Regions from separate parts of the Homo sapiens genome. Here region 1 is linked to region 2. A link is an interaction called in ENCODE POLR2A ChIA-PET data of the cell type or tissue named here. Cell type or tissue: HepG2. All regions are shown on one strand. Each heading gives the region's core, and the rest is flanking DNA. Links, peaks and the distances in the headings are about the cores only.

Region 1 (5,382 bases), core at 308-5,307, 100 kb after region 2:
CGACATTGTTGCTGCTTAGAAGGAATTTTGTCTCATAAGTACCTTTGAATGATACATTAACACCTCCTAACAGATGTGATGACATCTATTTCATTTTACTAAGGATAAGAACGACACCCAAGTTCAACATAAAACTAAATACTTACTCTGTAAGTCGGGTGTTAAGCTCCCCAACATCGTGCACATCAAACCAGCCTATCTCCTGTCGCATTATAGCATGAAAAAACTGTTTTCTAATTTTGTGTATTTGTCTTCCAGCTGCCAGGCACCAAAATGAAACCTGAATGTAAGCAGCAACCAGCACCCCAGCACCAATTCCACTGTAATAATAGGCATACCTGAAAAACAACAAGAACACTGCACATGCTCTCTGTTTCCTAATCAATGTACCTTTTCCAAAGAGACCACTCATTCCTATTTTTTCACTTATCTGGGTATCTCGCCATCCTTAACAAATAAGAAGGGGTTGTAACAAGCAGAGTTGATAGTCACCATCCAACTATGTTTGCACCAATATGGTGGAATGGTTAAGAATGATTTCTGCTTTGGCTCAAATCCCAGCTCTTCACTTCACTGTTATGTAATCTTAGGCAAGCTGCTTAACTTTTCTAAGCCTCAGTTTTCTAATTAGTAAAACAGAGATAAAAATACTCATGCATGAAATATACTTGGACCAGTGCCCAGCACATAGTAAGCACTCAGAGAATGCCAGTTACTGTGAAAGATGGTGTGGTATATTGGGGAATCACAGCATCAGGTAAGACCCACCACTGTAATATTTTTATTACATCAGCATCAGTTGATAAGTGCATTGGGTTGGTCTCTGTACATTGGGGATGAAAAGAAGTGACAGAACTTGTCAGAAAGTGGGATCAAGAAATGGAAATAATCCCTTGGCCTTTTGGGCTAGGGATTATCCCTTGGGCTATTAATCTAGTAGAGTTTAGATGCCAAGAGACAAATGAAATTTTTAAAAAGTAGTTTTATTTCATTTGCCCAACTGGCCATCGTGAGTTATCCTAAAATGCTTAACGAATCAAATAGTGGCCCTTCCAATTTAAATTCTAGCATTAAAAAACACGAGTATTGTCTTAAAAAACAGACCCTTAATCAATCTAGAAATCCTGAATTAATGTTTCCTTGCTCTGAGTTTTCATATTTAAAAAAGCAAACAGGCCAGGCGTGGTGGCTCACGCCTATAATCCCAGCACTTTGGGAGGCCGAGGCAGACAGATCACAAGGTCAGGAGTTGGAGACCACCCTGGCCAATATGATGAAACCCTGTCTCTACAAAAAATACAAAAAAATTAGCCAAGCGTGGTGGCGTGCGACTGTAGTCCCAGCTACTTGGTTACTTGGGAGGCTGAGGCAGAAGAATCGCTTGAGCCCAGGAAGCAGAGGTTGCCGGGAGCCGAGATCGTGCCACTGCACTCCAGCCTGGGTGACAGAGCTGGACTCCATCTCAAAAAAAAAAAAAGAAAAGCAAACAATTCACACCTGTAATCCCAGCACTTCGGGAGGCCAAGGTGGGCGGATCATGAAGTCAGGAGTTCGAGACCAGCCTGACCAAAGTGGTGAAATCCCGTCTCTACTAAAAATACGACAATAATAATAATAATAATAATAATAAAAATTAGCCGGGTGTGGTGGTGCACACCTGTAATCCCAGCTACTCAGGAGGCTGAGGCAGGAGAATCGCTTGAAGGCAGAAGTTGCAGTGCACAGAGATCGTGCCACTACACTCCAACCTGGGTGACAGAGTAAAACTCCATCTCAAAAAAAAAAAATGCAAACAATTCTTGGGCTTCACTAAACAATTAATTTTTAGGTTAAAGGCAAACATTCTAAAATAAAATACAGTATTCCAATATTCCCACTTTTTAAACTTCACTACTTACCATCTTCAAATTAAACTGTGTGTTTGAATCATGCAGAAGCTATAAAGATGGCTAGGTAACAAGCAGACAGTCTCTGACATTGCTGTTCACAATTCAGCACTCAGCCCATCAGGAATCTTGGGAAACAAGTTTTCCCCAAACTCTACCTTGTAACTTACAATGCATTTATCAAGGAAGATGTAATTAGAACACTAAGTTTTAGTTAACAGATAACTCAATAACTAATTACTATCTAAGTGTTCATGATACAACAAGAGATAGTATTCTATCTAAGTGTTCATTATATAGCAAGAGATAGCTAATAGAAACCCCACATCACAAGGAAAACTCATGCTTTGAGAATAAGTTAATGTATTTTAAACTGTCAGTGTATGTTTACTCAAAAGCATGTACATGATGATTAAAAGACATTCTGTTTCATTTTCCCCAATGTAAAAAACAATGCCTCTCCACAGGAATATTTGGAGGTATTTGGTCCTCAGCTTTCAAAATATGATAAAGTGTCTCCATTTTCGGCAGGGCATGGCGGCTCACACCCGTAATCCCAGCACTTTGGAAGGCCAAGGTGGGTGGATCACCTGAGGTCAGAAGTTCAAGGCCAGCCTGGGTAACATGGTGAAACCCCATCTCTACTAAAAATACAAAAATTAGCTGGGTGTAGTGACACACGCCTGTAATCCCAGCCACTTGGGAAGCTGAGACACAAGAATCGCTTGAAGCCAGGAATCGAAGGTCGCAGTGAGCCGAGATCGCACCACTGCACTCCAGCCTGGGGGACAGAGTGACACTCTGTCTCAAAAAAAAAAAAAAAAAAAAATCTATTTTTTTCAAATGTACCCAGATCATTTACACAGTAATGTAAAATCATTTTCTTCTGATTCACCTACACGTACCTTTGGACATCTGTTATAAGCTGTTCTGGAGAATAAACTTCAAGATATGTAAATCATTAACCAAAAGCTTCCCCAGTGTGAGTTAAGAATAGAGAGACTGTATTTTTTCTGGGATGTTTTATTTTATTGTTCAGAATCAGATGTTGAGTTTAAAAAAAATTTCTTTTGGCTGCTTTCATTGTCATGTCGTATGAAAACATCCAGGAAACAAATTAATAATTATAAGCCATTGAAAATAATTATTCTGTCTCTCTCTTTTTTTGTGGGGGGGTGTGGGGGACAGGGTCCTGCTCTTTCCCCCAGGCTGGAGTGCAGTGATGTGATCATAGCTCACTGCAGCTTTGAACTCCTGGGCTCAAGCAATCCTCTCACATCAGCCTCCCAAGTAGCTAGGACTGTAGCTATGTGCCACCACACCTGGCACATATATATTATAGAAAATAATGATTCTTAATTCAACTGCATTTTAAAAGACTACCTTAAACTCCTCTAATTTCCTTATATATTAATATGATATTCTACATTGATCAATGCATATATGTCCATTTTAAGCTTAACTCTAACTTTTGTATACTTTATGCAGCCAATTCTTTTCTTAAAAAGTCTACATATACTCTTCTAAAAACTATCAAGAGTATTGTTCTCCTTAAAATTTCTGTGATGATAATGCAAAGTTTTAAACATTTCTACAACTTGATGAATATAGAAAAACTTAACAATAGTAAGGAGAATGTCTAATTACCTGGTCATGTCTTCCTCCAGATTCATGAAGAACCCTGTATCATTGATATCACCTAGACCACCACAAAACAAACATACCATTTATGTCTCTTTAGTCTCCATTAAAAATAAACATGTAAAAATGAATCAAACTCATTTCATTTAATGATTTACATAAAAATAGGTCGAACTGACTCAGTTTTAATTGTGTGTAAGCATTATGGCATTCATTCAAATACTTCTCTGCTGACTGTGTGCAACCACATATACACCAACTCAGTGATGTTTATTTGCAAGAAGAAACCCACATTTGGTAAGAGGTAGTCTGTCAGCAGAAATATCAGTGTCCTTGAATTAAAATATTTTTTGGAATATCACTCCAAGATCCCACTAAAGAAAAATCTTTTGTCCTGATAAATGCCATTGAGTACTTGGTACTAAGGTATATATTTAAAATCTTAGCATTTTTCCAGTTTTATTCTTATTTAAAAATATCAAATACAAAGAACAGTGTAATAAACACCAGTGAGCTCATCACCCAATATTAGCAAATGCTAACATTTTTGGATAAAAAGTACATTATAAAAGTATTTCATAACTTTACCCCTAACACACAGACACACACACACACACTCAGACACATATACACACACGAGCACAATTCAACATTTTTGTGTGTACATTTTCAGATTTTATGTACGCATGTATATACACACAAGCACACACACTTATTTTTTAACAATGGAGTCATAGTTTACATTTAGTGGCCAAATTTTTTCCTGTCAGTATATATATGTGTGTATCTATTTTTTCAATGTTGCAACTATTTCACTTGTTTCCAATATTTTACTGTTACAAGCAATGCTGTGTTAAACATACTTATACACATATGTTATAAATGTACAAAGAGTAAATATTTTCTAGGATAAATTATCACAATCGAGACTGCAAAAAGTTATGTTAAAATGAAAGGGCCTGTTTCAGTTGAGTCTGATTTCAACTGGTATGGAAAAGAGGGGAAAAACTATTTCTAGCAAAGTGAACAATATGGACAAAAGTCAACGGCAAGTTTGAAGAATGGGTAAGCCTGTTTTTGACAGGGGTAGGAAGTGTGTTGTGTGGATGGAGGGAGGTGGTTATGTAGCTGGAAAGATAATCTGGGTCCTGCAGGTATGGTGCAAGAAAACAGACCAGCAGTTGTTCGACAGTTTTGAGCAAAATAGGATATAATTAGAAGTATGTTCTACGAGAGTTTAGCCACCAGCAATGTATACGATTAACTGGAATGTGGAGAGACTAAGGGACTTCAGCTACTATAACTATGTAGGGAAAGAGAGTCTAAATGAGAATAGAAAAGAAAGCAAATACTTATGAGACTTATAGAGGAAGAAGTTACAGGACTTAGCAACTGATAGAATATAAGTAGAGAGAGTAAAAATTTTAAAAATGATCAAAACATCAAGCCTAAGCATTTGGAGAATGCTAGTGTCATGGTGGGAAATAAGAAGTCAGCAAAAAGAGCTACCCTGGTCAGAGGAGAGATTATTAGTTTGGTCTTGAACATTTTTGTTTTGCAGTGCCTGGCACATTCAATTGAAGATGTCCAATAAGTATTCAGACCGTAACTTTCCAGTTTTAGAGACAGTTCAGATCTAAAGATTTAGGATTCATGTGCTAGAGGCCATAGCTAAATCCATCTCTCCTTACCCATAAGGACAGGCCAGCAGATAGGGAGAAAACAGCAGGCCAAGCACAGAATCCTGGAGAAAACTCCATTAAAGGGTAAGACAGAAGGTAAGGAAGAAACAAAGAGATGCAGAAGCTTAGAAAAACATGCAAGAGGGATTCTTGACTGCTTTGCCTTATGTCAA
Region 2 (5,365 bases), core at 1-5,000:
CTTCTATGATATCTGGAGTCAACCAGATATCCAAATCATTAAATAAGATGGTAATGAATAGCAAAATCAACTCCCAAATTTTTACCCAGTTAAAGAAATGCTATGGATTTTTTTAAAAGGTAAAGAAATGCTTACCTGGAAAGGAGAAGTTTCCTGCAGTATCAACAAATTTGTCAGTCATCTCTCCAAATACTATCATCATGAGGGGGAGACCTGATCCGTGAGCTATGGCCATGATGGTACCCAGCGACATAAACAATTTATCCTGCCAATCGGAGTATCGAAACTAAAAAAAGGAAATAAAATAATACTTAGCTGTGGAATGGAATTTCTCCTCTTCCATAATTATATATTCTTTGGATTTTTATTTAAAGTCAGTACTTTTTTAAGAGTTGTAAATGAATGTCTTAGAAAAGGAGGCCTTCAAATCATTAACAACTTAATTTCATGATTCTGTTTATTTTGTATTCTGTGAAGAAATCAATCTAATTATGTTTAATTGGTATCTGATTTGAATAAATAATTACTATACAATCAAAAGGGATAAAGGTTTAAGAAATATTATTTGATATCCCAGAGCTCCTGTGGTAATAAAGAACGGCTAGGGAAAGACATTAAGTTTAAACACACACACACACACACACACACACACACCACATCCTTTAAAAAAGCATTCAGAATATTTCAGAGGGAGAATTTAAAATAGAGGAAAATAGATGCTCTGAGTTTTGAGATAAGATCCCTTTAGAAGGTTTAAGTTAGCTTTAAAAAGGCAACTCAGTAGTGAAGCACAATAAACATTACAGTGTGTCTATATATGCACCTTAGGGAAGTCTTGCCTATGGAGATCCTTATGCAGAACCTTTTTTAAAAATTTAGTTTTCACCAGTGTCACCTGCCAAGTATGCAGAACCTTGAAGGGTAAGAGGGAGTTCGCTGGAGAAGAATCGGCGAGTGTAAAAGAAGTAGGAAGAATTTAGGCTTAGAATAAGAAGGTAACTAGAAACTACATGGAATGCTTAAGTAACCCCTGGCAGTGGAATTCCTGAAGGGCACAGTACAAAGTGTGGGAGAGGATGTTGGAGAGAGATAGAAGGCCTGCGCTGGTGGGCCACACCAAGAATCTTGGACACAGTACTACCTACAGAGGGGAAGGGTGATACCAGTTGTCACAGTGAAGTGCACAACCCTCAAGAACTAACCAGCAGTTCAGTGTTCTAACACTTCAAAGGACTTTGTTACTGTCTTATTAGTCCTCTTCCATTTCTCACCTTTTCTTTCTGTTTTTGATTGACCCATTTATGGCTCTCTTTCTCTTTGTTCTTCTTTCCTCCTCTGCCTTCTAGACTACATTTTCCTCATCTTACATTTCCATTTCTATAGCTTCCTATCTTTTTTTTCTCTCCTCTCTTTTAAAATGCTTTACTCTGCCCATTCCCCCCACCTCAGCCCCTTTTGGGGACAAAGAACAGTTATTGGGAGAGAGGGTGATGAGCCAGGCTTGGCACAGTGGAGCCTTTGAGGGCTGAAGCTAGGTCAGACTGGGTCAATAACCCGGGTGAGGCTGAGGTTAGAGGCACATGGTGGAAAGTGGATATGTGTGTACACCATTCTCAAAGATTTCCAGGAGTTCAGGCAAGGTTTCAGGGACAGGGACAAACTCCATCATCAAACACACAGGGCAAGCAAGAGAACCGAAAGAGACAAAGGGTCAGAAACCAGGCAGAGCTTGGATAAAACAATGGGAGCAGGTAAAGTCAAGAGCCAATGGAGCTGGGTCCCTAAAATTGTCACAAAGGGACCAGTGTCCCAAAGGTTCATTTTTAGTGGTTCTGGGAAAAGGAAAACAGAACACTTGAGTCTGTCAGCTATAGTTAAAAGCACAGGGTCAGGTTGTTAACATTAAAAAGCATTTTAAATGTTTTCATATTAATTGAATACAATTTTACAGCCTCTAAGCATAAATTTAAAACGAGGTGAATTTCACAGCAACATCCTAAGTAAACCTAGGTTTGTTTTCAGTGATTTTCCAGAAAATAATATATTTCTAACTCCTGTTAGAGCACAGTTTTATCCTCAACCTCTTTCAGGACAAAAAATATCTATTAAGATATCTAGTAAGAGGTGAAAATAAATATTAAATTTAAGTTTAACTTAAGCTAAAACTTCTAAATTCAAATGAAAATTTCTGTTCCTACATTAAGGTTTGTAGGATTGTATTTTCTGTAGGAGGCAGATTTAAAACCTATGCATTAAAACCAGCTTTCAGAGGCGGTTCCAAGATAGCTGATTAGGAACAGCTCCAGTCAACAGCTCCCAGTGCAAGTGACACAGATAACAGGTGATTTCTGCATTTCCTACTGAGGCCCCAGGTTCATCTCACTGCGGCTTGTCGGACAGTGGGTGCAGGACAGTAGGTGCAGCGCACCGAGCATGAGCCAAAGCAGGGGGAAGCATCCCCTCACCCGAGAAGCACAAGAGGTCAGGGAATTCCCTTTCCTAGCCAAGCAAAGCTGTGACAGACGGCACCTGGAAAATCGGGTCACTCTCACCCTAATACTGCGCTTTTCCAATGGTCTTAGCAAACGGCACATCAGGAGATTACATCCCACGCCTGGCTCAGAGGGTCCCACACCCACGAAGCCTCGCTCATTGCTAGCACAGCAGTCTGAAATCAATCTGCAAGGTGGCAGCGAGGCTGGGGGAAGGGTGCCCTCCATAGCTGAGACTTGAGTAGGTAAACAAAGCGGCCAGGAAGCTCTTGAGTAGGTAAACAAAGCGGCCAGGAACTGGGTGGAGCCCACCACAGCTCAAAGAGACCTGCCTGCCTCTGTAGACTCTGCCTCTAGGGGTAGGGCATAGCTGAACAAAAGGCAGCAGAAACCTCTGCAGACTTAAATGTCCCTGTCTGACAGGTTTCAAGAGAGTAGTGGTTCTCCCAGCACAGCATTTGAGATCTGAGAATGGACAGACTGCCTTCTCAAGTGGGTCCCTGACCCCCGAGTAGCCTAACTGGGAGGCACCACCCAGTAGGGGCAGACTGACACCTCACATGGCCGGGCAGCCCTCTGAGACGAAACTTCCAGAGGAACAATCAGGCAGCAACATTCGCTGTTCATCAATATTCGCTGTTCTGCAGCCTCCGCTGCTGATACCCAGGAAAACAGGGTCTGGAGTGGACCTCCAGCAAACTCCAACAGACCTGCGGCTGAGGGTCCTGACTGTTAGAAGGAAAACTAACAAACAGAAAGGACATCCACGCCAAAACCCATCTGTACGTCACCATCATCAAAAACCAAAGGTAGATAAAACCACAAAGATGGGGAAAAAACAGAACAGAAAAACTGAAAATTCTAAAAATCAGAGCGCCTCTCCTCCTCCAAAGGAATGCAGCTCCTCACCAGCAATGGAACAAAGCAGGACGGAGAATGACTTTGATGAGTTGAGAGAAGAAGGCTACAGATGATCAAACTTCTCTGAGCTAAAGACGGAAGTTCGAACCCATGGCAAAGAAGTTAAAAACCTAGAAAAAAGAATAGATGAATGGCTAACTAGAATAACCGATGCAGAGAAGTCCTTAAAGGACCTGATGGAGCTGAAAACCATGGCACAAGAACTATGTGACGAAAGCACAAGCTTCAGTAGCCAATTCGATCAAGTGGAAGAAAGGGTATCAGTGATTGAAGATCAAATGAATGAAATGAAACAAGAAGAGGAGTTTAGAGAAAAAAGAATAAAAAGAAACAAGCAAAGCCTCCAAGAAATATGGGACTATGTGAAAAGACCAAATCTATGTGTGATTGGTGTACCTGAAAGTGACAGGATTAATGGAACCAAGTTGGAAAACACTCTGCAGGATATTATCCAGGAGAACTTCCCCAATCTAGCAAGGCAGGCCAACATTCAAATTCAGGAAATACAGAGAACACCACAAAGATACTCCTCGAGAACAGCAACTCCAAGAAACATAATTGTCAGATTCGCCAAAGTTGAAATGAAGGAAAAAATGTTAAGAGCATGCAGAGAGAAAGGTCAGGTTACCCACAAAGGGAAGCCCATCAGACTAACAGCTGATCTCTCGGCAGAAACTCTACAAGCCAGAAGAGAGAGGGGGCCAATATTCAACATTCTTAAAGAAAAGAATTTTCAACCCAGAATTTCACATCCAGCCAAACTAAGCTTCATAAGCGAAGGAGAAATAAAATACTTTACAGACAAGCAAATGCTGAGAGATTTTGTTACCACCAGGCCTGCCCTAAAAGAGGTCCTGAAGGAAGCACTAAACGTGGAAAGGAACAGCCAGTACCAGTCACTGCAAAAACATACCAAATTGTAAAGACCATCAAGGCTAGGAAGAAACTGCATCAACTAATGAGCAAAATAACCAGCTAAAATCATAATGACAGGATCAAATCCACACATAACTATATTAACCTTAAATTTAAATGGGCTAAATGCTCCAATTAAAAGACACAGACTGGCAAACTGGATAAAGAGTCAAGACCCATCAGTGTGCTGTATTCAGGAAACCCATCTCACGTGCAGAGACACACATAGGCTCAAAAGAAAGGGATGGAGGAAGATCTACCAAGCAAATGGAAAACAAAAAAAGGCAGGGATTGCAATCCTAGTCTCTGATAAAACAGAATTTAAACCAACAAAGATCAAAAGAGACAAAGAAGGCCATTACATAATGGTAAACGGATCAATTCAACAAGAAGAACTAACTATCCTAAATATATATATTCACCCAATACAGGAGCACCAAGATTCATAAAGCAAGTCCTTAGATACCTACAAAGAGACTCCCACACAATAATAATGGGAGACTTTAAGACCCCACTATCAGCATTAGACAGATCAACGAGACAGAAGTTAACAAGGATATCCAGGAATTGAACTCAGCTCTGCACCAAGTGGACCTAATAGACATCTACAGAACTCTCCACCCCAAATCAACAGAATATACATTCTTCTCAGCACCACACTGCACTTACTCCAAAATTGACCACGTAGTTGGAAGTAAAGCACTCCTCAGCAAATGTAAAAGAACAGAAATTATAACAAACTGTGTCTCAGACCACAGTGCAATCAAACTAGAACTCAGGATTAAGAAACTCACTCAAAACCGCTCAACTACATGGAAACTGAACAACCTGCTCCTGAACGACTACTGGGCACATAACGAAATGAAGGCAGAAATAAAGATGTTCTTTGAAACCAATGAGAACAAAGACACAACATACCAGAATCTCTGGGACACATTTAAAGCAGTGGGTAGAGGGAAATTAATAGCACTAAATGCCCACAAGAGAAAGCAGGAAAGGTGTAAAATTGACACCCTAACATCACAATTAAAAGAACT

Evidence for each region. Peaks named below come from ENCODE experiments on the same cell type or tissue, not always from the same donor. Only the 100,000 strongest peaks of a DNase experiment are listed, where the experiment ranks them.
Region 1: POLR2A ChIA-PET joins it to region 2 with 5 read pairs; 2 of 35 experiments call an interaction of 5 or more read pairs at or near these places.

The regions. Positions count from the first base shown.
Region 1 is chr7:87,566,639-87,572,020 of GRCh38, forward strand. ABCB1 (ATP binding cassette subfamily B member 1) reads right to left here. Exons shown (of 28, transcript NM_001348946.2): 5 at 3,534-3,585; 6 at 147-338. Among named protein-coding and RNA genes, the nearest start is that of ABCB1, 32 kb to the right of the region's middle. In HepG2, for the core only: no CTCF peak of the experiment used is centred there; a DNase peak (open chromatin) is centred at 2,823; H3K4me3 peaks cover 529 bases.
Region 2 is chr7:87,462,623-87,467,987 of GRCh38, forward strand. It overlaps ABCB4 (ATP binding cassette subfamily B member 4), which reads right to left. Exons shown (of 28, transcript NM_000443.4): 4 at 136-286. Among named protein-coding and RNA genes, the nearest start is that of ABCB4, 10 kb to the right of the region's middle. In HepG2, for the core only: no CTCF peak of the experiment used is centred there; DNase peaks (open chromatin) are centred at 1,609 and 2,779; H3K4me3 peaks cover 1,161 bases.